Regions from separate parts of the Homo sapiens genome. Here region 1 is linked to region 2. The links are chromatin loops, found by intact Hi-C in ENCODE. Cell type or tissue: CD4-positive, alpha-beta T cell. All regions are shown on one strand. Each heading gives the region's core, and the rest is flanking DNA. Links, peaks and the distances in the headings are about the cores only.

Region 1 (5,380 bases), core at 163-5,162, 1.6 Mb before region 2:
CAGTGTCACCCCATCTCTACAAAAACGTTTAAAAATTATCCAGGTGTGGTGGCTTGTGCCTGTGCTCCCAGCTACTCAGTAGATTGAGGGAAGAGGATCACTTGAACCCAGGAGGTCAAGGCTGCAGTGTGCCATGATTGTGCCACCGCACTCCAGCCTGGGTGACAAAGTGAGATCCTATCTCAAAAGAAAGAAAGAAAGAAAATGAAGGTACACCAAACTTATGGGACGCAGTGAAAGCAAAGCTCAAACAGAAATTTATAGCAGCAAATGTTCACATTCTGAAGAAAGATCTCAAAATCATCACCCTAATCTTTGACCTTAAACGAGGAAAAGAAGAGCAAAGTCAACTTAAAGTAAGAAGAAAGAAGGAAATCATGATGAGAGTGGAATTTAGTGAAATACAGAATATAAAAATAATAGAAAATCAATAAAACCAAAAGTTGGTTCTTGGAAAAGATCAATGAAATTGATAAACCTTTAGTAAGATTGACCAAAAAAAGTGACATCTCAAGTTACTAGAATTAGAAATGAAATAGGAGATGTTATCACCAACTTTATTGAAATAAAAAAGATTATAAAAGAGTATCACAAACAACTGTATGCTAATAAATTAATCAGATGAAATAGATAAATATCTGGAAAAACACAAACTACCAAAACTGATTCAACAAGAAATAGAAAATCTGAACAGACCTATAAAAAGTAAAGAGTAATCAGAATTGCCCACTAGACAAACATCAGATCCAGATAGCTTCACAGGTAATTTACCAAAATTTAAATAATAGTTAATACCAATTCTTCATAACCACTTCAAAAAAAAAGAAGTGTTTCTATAAGGCTACCATTATCCTGATACCAAAATCAGACAGACAGTAGAAGGAAAGAAGAAAACTGCAGACTAATATCTCTTATAAATATAGACACAAAAGTCTTCAAGAAAATACTAGCAAACTGTCTTAGTCCATTTGTGCTGCTATAAACAAAATACTTGAGACTGGGTAATTTATAAAGAACAGGAATTTATTTCTCACATTCTGGAAGCTAGAAGTCCAAAATAAAGGTCCCTGCAGGTTAGGTGTCTGGGGAGGGCCTGGTCTCTCTGCTTCCAAAATGGTGCCTCGTTGCTGCATCCTCCAAAGGAGGGCAACGTTGTGTCCTCACATGGAGGGAGGGCCAAAGGACAAAAAGGGGCCTTAACTCATTCCCTCCAGCCCTTTCATAAGGCACTGATCTATTCATGAGGGCTCCATCCTCATGATCAATTTCCAAAACGTCCCGCCACTTAATACCACCACAATAGAGATTAAATTTCAAAATGAAATTTGAAGCATGTAGCTGGGACCACAGGCATGCACCACCACAAATGACTGCTTTAAAAAAAAAATTGTAGAGACAGGGTCTCACTTTGTTGGCCAGACTAGACTCAAGAGATCCTCCAGCCTTGGCCTCCCAAAGTGCTGGGATTGCAGGCATGAGTCACCACAACTGGCCCAAATTATAGACTTAAAAATAGTCAAAATGGTGAATTTTATGTTATTTAAATTTTACAATTAAAAAAAGGGATAATGGCAGATAGCAATAGCACTGTGCACTAACAACATGCCGTCACGACAAAAGAAACCCACATGCGCCATGTGACTGAGGAACTAGACTACAGGGCTATGAGCTAAAACATCAGAATACTGAAAGTTTAAGAAGGAGCTTACAGGAAGAGCTTCTTTTTCCAATACAAAGAAAATTACTTGAAAAAGAGGAAAAGAAAGAAACTTACTTCTTACACATACAAATAAATCTAAAAGGAAGAGAAAATGAAATGTTCTTTCACAGAAAGAGTGAATTCCCTCCCGACCAGAAGAAAGGGCATCCTCCCCCTTACCTCTTCCTGGGCTGATGGCTGTCAGGAGGGGTTTATGGTCACTCATTTTCTCCTGCCTCTGCTTTTGAGAGGCTAGTTCCTGTTCCTTTTTTGCTAGCAGCTTGCCAGATGGGTAGAAGAGGCCAACAGTCTGTGTTCCTATGTCCCTCTTAGTCCCAACATCAGATCTGGGCAAAGGAATATTCAGGGACTGCCAGGCACATCGGGGCCATGCGTGAGGCAGAAGACATTTTTAAAATTAGAATATAATTTAATCAATCTTGCATTTTACTTATAGAAAACAACTCTAATCAGAATAAAAAGTATCTCAAGAAAAGTGTACTTGGAACTAATAGGGTTTTCCAGCCTTTGCCTCATCTTCCTTGCTCCTGTCTTTCTCAGCAACTTCCAGCCTGATCCAGGATTAGCCATTTATTATCTAAAAGTCAGCAAATCAAGGGGTGTTTGCCGGCCTGCTTGATGCCTGGAAGATATCTATCCTTTTCAGCTCTGTAATCCAATAGAGCATAGACTTCACTACTAATCCACACTCAGCCACTGGTCACCAACATTTTCTCTAACATACTTTCCTGCATCTAAACCTGGGGACCTGAGAGGACTACCATGAAAGGTTGTGCGTTGCACAACGTCACTGCATTCAAAGTAGTACCATTCATATGGTGAACATCATATATTTGCATATGTATTAGGGTAATTTTTCTAGTAGAGAAACCAGTATATTACAAGCAATTTCCAATAGATGGCAGTCAAGTGTCTTGAGAAAAGAACACCTTTGTTTCATTTGCACAAAGGAATAAGGGCTAGTGGCAGTTTAGGATTTAAATCTTTCAAACTGGGTTAAGAAAGCCATGAACGGCTGGGCATGGTGGCTCATGCCTGTAATCTCAGCACTTTGGGAGGCCACGGTGGGTGGATCACGAGGTAAGGAGTTCGAGATCAGCCCGACCAACATGGTGAAACCCCATCTCTACTAAAAATACAAAAATTAGCCGGGCATGGTGGCACGGGCCTGTAATCCTAGCTACTCAGGAGACTGAGGCAGAAGAATTGCTTGAACCTGGGAGGCAGAGGTTGCAGTGAGCCAAAATTGCACCATTGCACTCCAGCCTGAGCAACACAGCGAGACTCTGTCTCAAAAAAAAAAGGTCATGAACTCCCTAAAACTGCATACAAAGTGCTGAGTGTATCCTCTAATAATGATCAATCTTTAACTTCTTATAATAAAGAGATAAGAAGAAACATGGAAAGTCTTTATCCAGCTTAGAGAAATGTATAAAATTATAAAAATCTAACACAAAGCCAGTTGTTAGAGCTTAAGTACTTCTGAAAATAACCTGGTGAGATTTGTCCTCAAACTATGCCCAGCTGTTATAAATTACAAAAGCAATCTTATATACCCTAAGCTTTCTAAAATATAAAAAAGGGGAAGGAAAAGTTCTCAGAATGCTACATAAGAAATTCAAGAGAAGTGCATTCTGTCTCATGTATTTTAAAGCCACTAAAGTGGCATTATGTCTACGGCCTTGCAAATGCAATTAAAATCTAAATTGACTGCATTTATTTACACACCTAGTTGAAATTCCATGTGAAAGTTCTAAAAGTTTTGGGTCTCTTCCCCGGGTTGATTCACAGGGTGGAGCACACACATTCAGAGTTACAGCCTCTTCCTGGGTACCAGTTCTTACTACAGGGGAGGCCTCACCTCAGAAAAAGGGCGAGGTTCCTCAGCAGCTAGAGCCAGGCTTCTGTCCAAGCTAAGTTTCACTAGGGACTTCACACAAATACCACAGGAGCCACAGAATCGGGCAGACAGGTGATTGCTGGCCCCACATTTAGGGCAAACAGAACAGCCAGCAGGAATGCCGAGCTAGAGGATAGAAAATATCTTGATGAATATTAGAGTTATAATTTCCTCATGTAAATTATTCTCATACCATACAAATTAACATATGCCCAGACTCTCTGACCCAGCCATTCTACCTTCCAGAATTTATCCTACAGATGGACAAGTACAGAAAGAAGTGTACTCCAGGTCAACCCCTAAAACACTGTGGTTTTAAAAGAAATCACTGAAAACAACACACATGTCCAGCAATAGGGATGGTCTAAATATAACACAGTACATACATACAAACAATGGATTATGAAGTCACTGAAAAGAATGAGGAGGTTACTAACAAGACACCTTGCTAGGTGAAAATAATTGGGTCAGTGTTCATAGCACCAGTTTACTTATACATGCATTGAATAGCTGAAAGAACATCTCAAGAACTGGATCTGAGCAATTGCTTCTGAGAGGAGAACTGTGGGACTTAGAGAGAGAGGAGACTAACCCTTCACTCTAAAACTTTTTTGTTATTTGCATGCGATACTTAAATAAATACATAGTCTTGAGTGTTTTATTATAAAGGCAGGCAGACATAATTCATTTTAAAAAATGCCAGTAGTCAATAAACGAGTGAAAAGGTTTAACCTCAAAGAAATGCAAGTCAAAACAGTCATCAGAGATGGCTCTCAGTGTAAGATAATTAATTATCTCTATCTCCAGATTCTTAGGTTATAGGTACCAGTAGCGAAATCACAAGAAGTGATTTCTGCAAGGCCATGGAAGAAGTGCCTGGCTCTCTCCAGGCCAGTGGTGAGGTGCTCAGTATACAGAATCTCAGTTTTAAAATACCCACCATGGCTCCACACCAGCCGCAGAAGGACGCCTCCCAGAGATTCCAGCGACCACATCTGTAGCAGGAAATGGTCCCCCCTTTCTGAGTGGGCGGAGGAGGGGCTTTATCCCCACTGCACATCGACTGGTGAATGAAATGGCATTTAAAGGCAGGATCAGTACTATATTCTCTAATCCCCCTCCCAATTCAAAAAAGATAAAAAATTCCCAGACAAGATGAGCCCCGGAAATAGTGTTTTTTTTGTTTTGTTTTGTTTTGTTTTTTTCCCAAAGGAGTACAGCTATGATGAGTTTCACCAATTAATAAATTAGTACATAGAGCTCACATTCCTTCATGGAGATAACAGAAAGTCAATGAAACTGGTACCTTGCACATCTTAATATTTTTCAATATCTTTAATATCAGGGATAGCAAGCCCTACTGTTGATTTAACAGAACAATATTAATGAAGGAAGAAGAGAGCTAAGCTACCTGAGCGGTCATGATTGAGGCTTATCTTCTATCCTTTGGAGTTTTGGTTTCCATAGAAAAATGTGACTTCATTTCCCATTCTTGACACATGAGAACAATTATTTTATATTGGGGACAGAGGCAGAATTGTTTTGTGAGAATTCCTGGGACTATGTTAGGTAAACCTATATTTGAATCTGTTGCTTCCTCACTATTGCCTGGTAGGAGACTTGCTCACTTCCCAAATGGGAGTGACAGCACAGTGGCTGCTACCTGACCACCCACCATGTGCAGGCTCCATTCCCACACTGCCCTGCACCCTCACGTCAGTCCCACTGTAGACCTGGGAGGTGGGTGCTGTCATTGTCCC
Region 2 (5,380 bases), core at 141-5,140:
CACTGTGAATCCTCTTAATCCATTTTTATATATCCAGATAAAAGCCCAGACAAGCCCTGGGGGGGATTGTCACGGTTTCGTTTTTTTTTTTCCCGTGAGTTTCAGTCTGGGCTTGAGTAGAAAGGTCCATCTCTGACAGGATTCCCTAAGGAATGAGTCATCCCAGCATTTTCCCTGGAGGGAATGAAATGCATTTTTACCACCCCCAGAATGTGCCCCCTTAGTCTCCTCAGTCCTGTAATGTGAATTCACCAGGCCTTAACTTTTCCTGTCGGAGGGACCGCCCTCCTTGGAGCCCGATTATGCCCTTCCCACGTGACCATGGGTAGTGCTGACTCAGGATGGGGGATGAATATCTCTCCTCCCGTACCCGATCCCAGGCAGGTATGAATGGGCCTCTTTCATGCTTTCACCCTTTAGCCTCTTCTGTCCCCTTATTAATATTACTAACCATGGAACCAGACACTCCCCGATGAGCCTCCAAGGCCCTCCCTGGAGCTTTTCTTGCCTGCTCTGCCCTGGGATTAGACAGGACAAGGCCAAACATGTGGTTTTGCCCAGGGACCAAGAGAAGCATGTTAGTCTACATAGCATGCTTTCCTTCCTTCCACTGTAATGTTTGTTATTAATACAGTTTGGGGTTTGGTTATTCTTTTTCGAGCTTCGATCATGTTTAATTCTAGTAATATAAGTATGTAGAGCTCTTAGGGCTTTGGGGAAAAAGACACGCCGGTTTCACTTAGAAAGTCGATTCTGTTGCTGACAATGTGCACTCAGGACAAACATTGCTTGTATCTTGTGGCTCAAGGATAGAAACAGCTACTTCCTGCCCCTTTCCCAGATTGGCCCAGGGCAAGGCCCTGTGTTGATGACTAATGGACAGGTGGCTGTCTTCTCCTCCACGAATCCCACAAGAAAGACAAGGGCACAGCTAGTGAGGATACAAAAGCTGCTGGTGAGCTCGCACTTAAATAGAGCCTGCTTCCACTTAACCGTGTCTGGGGCTTCTTGGCTGCCTTCCTTGGGAAGTAGGCGGCCCAGTTGGGTTGGCTGTGATCACAGACCAGGCCTGCACAGCATCGAACTGAAGCTATGCAGCCTGGGAGGAAGAGGCTACTGAGCAGTGGCAAAAATACAGATTGGACTTTTCCGTGCCTGCCCAAAGTCCTCTTTGGTTTGCGGGGTAGCAGCCACGTCTGTTTTCCGCTGTTTAAGCAGGTATTCTCATTTACCAAAAAGGCGTCATAGAATCCCTTAGAAGTGCACAGCTCTTGTGGTAGGGTTATAGTCTTGCTGAAATTTAAAACCTTCTCTAATTGCATCCACATGTTTCAAAGTGTGGTCAATTTTGTGCTTCCAGCATTTGAGTTTTCTCCTTAGCGTCCTGAACAGATGAGAGCTAGGGAGTCTAAAATTTGAAGTCCAAAGGAGCCCCCCTCCACCCCCACAAAGATTGTAACAGTTCTCCGAGTCCTTGCTCAAATCCTGACCCTCCATACGGCCTTTCCTGAATACTTATGTTCATATTGATTTCTCCTGAAATTCTCCATGTAGCATCTGTATTCTGGATTACTGAGTTTCACACACAGTCACATGCTGATTTGTTTGTGGGGCGAATATTTGGTAAAGATCAACAATTCAAAACTCTTAACTAGGGTGATTATACTGTAGGTGGCAAGGTCTGGAAAACCCTTCAGATCACTCTATACACAAAAAGCTTGACATGTGATCAATGGAAAGTGCATGGCTCAGGGTGACCCAGATTATGCCGCGGGAAAAAATAACCTCAAGTCTTCATCTGCAACCTGAAAACAAGAAGGGTATTTTTCTTTCTCGTGTTCATGTCCAGCACGAGTTTGCAGGGCGTGTGGCTCCTGATCCACATGGAGGGGACAGTTGCCATCTTGCATATTGCCACTTATTGACCAGAGAGAGGCTTCTGCAGGGTCTCACATGAATAAAGCTAAATACTTTGGCCCTAAAGGTGACACTTCTGCACAAAACTCATTTCGCCAAACTAACTTCTGGTCCCTGCAGGAATAAATTGCCAGTGTCTGTTTTTTTTTTAAAAAAAAAAAAAAAAACAAAACACATTCATAAACTTCTGGAGAGTGGGGACTCAGATTCTATTTCTTACAAACCTACTTTCTTCTCTGTAGCTGTGGCTCACAGTAGAGATTCAATGAGTATTTTGACAAAGAATGTCTCTAAATCTAAAATATGCTGTGCCCAATTAGGGAATTTTTAATAAACATTCAGGGCGACCCCTAGTGGCTCTTCAGCGCAGAGACCATAAGTTCCTCCCCAGGCACCTAATTATATGTTAGGACAAAAACTATGAAGGAATACATACACATCTTACAGTGTCGTCAGCCCTTTTTACACTCCTCAAGAACATAAGAGATCATTCCTAAATACACCATCACAGGAACATCACTTTCCTGTAAATTATTTTATCCTAAATGCCAGATGTTATGTTAGTCCCAAAGGAAGGGGGGGGTAAGAAAGGGAATCAAGGGAGAGAAATTATTTTTGAAGTGTCCACATTTTTGCGAACAGTTCTTTCAAAGTGTATAGTTTACTTAAGATTTAGAAAATACTCATTGCGTTTTTTCCTTTTTACTTTTTTTTAAACCAAATTCTTGTTTATCAGAGATAGAAAATATCAATTTCTAAAAGAAAAAGCCAAGAGCAAGTGTTGCCACGAGTCTGGACTGATGGAGGGGATACTGGCCTTGGATCACCTCACACGCCTGACTTTCCCCCCACCTCCCCGTCAGGCCTTAATACCCCAACTACTCCTGGCAAACATTTTTCATAATTGCACTTTAATAATTTCGGCTGGGCATGGTGGTCATGCCTGTAATCCCAGCACTTTGAGAGGCCGAGACAGGTGGATCAGTTGAGGCCAAGGTTCAAGACCAGCCTGGCCAATATGGTGAAACCCCATCTCTACTAAAAATACAAAAATTAGCCAGGCGTGGTGGTGCATGCCTTTAATCCGAGCCACTCGGGAGGCTGAGGTGGGAGCGTCGCTTGAACCTGGGAGGCGGAGGTTGCAGTGAGCTGAGATTGTGCCACTGCACTCCAGCCTGGGTGACAAAGCAAGACGCCGTCTCAAAAACAAACAAACAAAAAAACAAACAAACAAAAAAAACACTTTAGTGGCTTGGTCAGTCTCACGCACTAGAATGGAAATCCCATCATTGAAAAACAGGAACCTTGTCAGCCTGGCTTGTCTGTGCCCCCTTGGCCCCTCCCAGGCCTGGGTCGCTCCAGAAATCTCTGTGGGATGGCTGTGTGAAGGGATGGATGGAGGAGTGAGTGCCATGCTCTTGGGTGTGTGCTTCTGTGATCCCACAAGGAAATGCATGTTGAAGAAATACTAAAAATACAAAACATGCCTTCTAACGCTGGCATCCCCTGTTATCACCCGTGAGCGGAGGTTGGCACTGGGAGGACCCACTCTTTCTGCTCTTTTCAGGAGGCTATTACTTGACAAGCGCATATGGAGCACTTTCTCTGATAAAGAATTTCCAAGAAGAACAAGCAGCGCGACTGCTCAGCTCAGAAACCAGAGACACCCTGAGGCAGTGGCACAAACGGAGAACCACCAACCGGACCATCCCCTCTGTGGACGACTTCCAGGTGTGCAGCTGGCCACCCCTTTGCTTCCTTCGTCCTCCAGGAATGCGGAGCTGGCTCACCCAGCACATCCCAGCTCAGAGGTCCCCACTGTGTTGAATTATTTGGCAGGAAAGGGATATCTCAAACCACCCTCTGGCCTTGTTACACTGATCTGTTTTCTTTACATTTATATACGCATGGGATACTTGGCCCAAGTTTTGCTGTCTTTAAGAAAACCAAGTTGAATTAAGGCAGAATCTCTGCCCAATCAAGCAGACGATAAGTCAAAAAGGAGGAGGAAGCACTTGGCACAGACGTTGGAGATTTTGTTTCATCAGGAAACAGCCGCTGTGTTACGCGATGCAATTGGCCTAGTTTCTCTTTGGGAAGAGGGAGAGGAACAGCGATGTCTCCTTCCCTTTTCTCTCGCCCACTCTCCAAAACAGAAGACCCCAGAATCTCAGCAGCAGCAGCAACAGCTATGGCAGCCGTCCACGGCGCAGAGTGACCAGGCGAGCATCTGAGCGAGTCCTGCTCAGGTTCCCTGGCCAGGGCTTTTCCTGACCGTGAGCTGCTGCTTGGGAATGTGGGACTCCCAGTGAGCTTGTTTCTTAGAATGGACAGGTGGGTTAGGGCTATAGAAATCTTTACCCAAGGCCAGGCATCAGGGCTCACGCCTGTAATCCCAGCACTTTGGGAGGCCAAGGTGGGCAGATCACCTGAGGTCAGGAATTCGAGACCAGCCTGGCCAACACGGTGAAACCCTGTCTCTACTAAAAATACAAAAATTAGCTGGGTGTAGTGGCAGGCACCTGTAATCCCAGCTACTTGGGAGGCTGAGGCAGGAGAATCGCTTGAACCCAGGAGATGGAGGTTGCAGTGAGCCGAGATCACGCCACTGCACTCCAGCCTGGACAACAGAGTGAGACTTAGTCTCAAAAAAGAAACAAAGAAATCCTTACCCAACACAATTCCTGATTTGCTCATTGTCTATGAAATAATGAGTGAGTTGGCAAATGTCTGCAAATAATATTTTGAAGGTTTTAAATTAAATGATAAAACCTTCCTGTGGTTTGTTTCTATGTTCCCCATGATGAGTTTCCAAGCAGGGATGTGGAAAGCAAGACAGATTTGTCTACACATCCAGATTCACCTGCTTTTTTTTTTTTCTTAAGACAGAGTCTCGCTCTGTCACCCAGGCTGGAGTGCAGTGGTGGCACGATCTCTGCTCACTGCAACCTCCACCTCCCAGGTTCAAACGATTCTCCTGCCTCAGCCTCCGGAGTAGCTGGGACTACAGGTGCTCACCACCACACCTGGCTAATTTATTTTGTATTTTTAGTAGAGATGGGATTTCACCGTGGTGGCCAGGCTGGACTCAAACTCCTGGCCTCAACTGATCCACCCGCCTCAGCTTCCCAAAGTGCTGGGATTACAGGCGTGAGCCACTGCGCCTGGCCATTTTTTTTTTTTATAAGAGCTCTGAAAATAGAGGGTCAGATGAGGTGGCTCATGCCTGTAATCCCAGCACCTTAGAGGCTAAGGCAGGAAGATCGCTTGAGGCCAGGAGTTGGAGACCAGCCTTGGCAACAAAGTGAGACTCCATCTCGACAAAACAACCACAACAAAAAATTTTCAAGTTAGGTAGGCGTAGTGGTGCACACCTGTAGTCCCAGCTACTCAGGAGGCTAAAGTGGGAGGATCCGTTGAGCCCAGGAGTTTGAGGCTACAGTGAGCCATGATCACACCACTG

Evidence for each region. Hi-C counts contacts between places; a loop is a spot of excess contacts. Peaks named below come from ENCODE experiments on the same cell type or tissue, not always from the same donor. Only the 100,000 strongest peaks of a DNase experiment are listed, where the experiment ranks them.
Region 1: a loop joins it to region 2, with 30 times the contacts of the local background. A loop is called at or near these places in 3 of 110 quality-filtered maps.

What each region holds. Positions count from the first base shown.
Region 1 is chr20:18,410,767-18,416,146 of GRCh38, forward strand. DZANK1 (double zinc ribbon and ankyrin repeat domains 1) reads right to left here. Exons shown (of 21, transcript NM_001367614.1): 11 at 4,561-4,683; 12 at 3,582-3,746; 13 at 1,880-2,087. Among named protein-coding and RNA genes, the nearest start is that of LINC00851, 34 kb to the left of the region's middle. RefSeq lists an enhancer at 1,816-1,865 and a silencer at 2,736-2,785. In CD4-positive, alpha-beta T cell, for the core only: CTCF peaks have their summits at 2,618 (motif pointing right) and 2,819; a DNase peak (open chromatin) is centred at 2,595.
Region 2 is chr20:19,993,195-19,998,574 of GRCh38, forward strand. RIN2 (Ras and Rab interactor 2) reads left to right here. Exons shown (of 13, transcript NM_018993.4): 12 at 3,485-3,648. Among named protein-coding and RNA genes, the nearest start is that of NAA20, 21 kb to the right of the region's middle. RefSeq lists an enhancer at 1-682. In CD4-positive, alpha-beta T cell, for the core only: CTCF peaks have their summits at 2,280 (motif pointing left) and 2,479; a DNase peak (open chromatin) is centred at 2,277.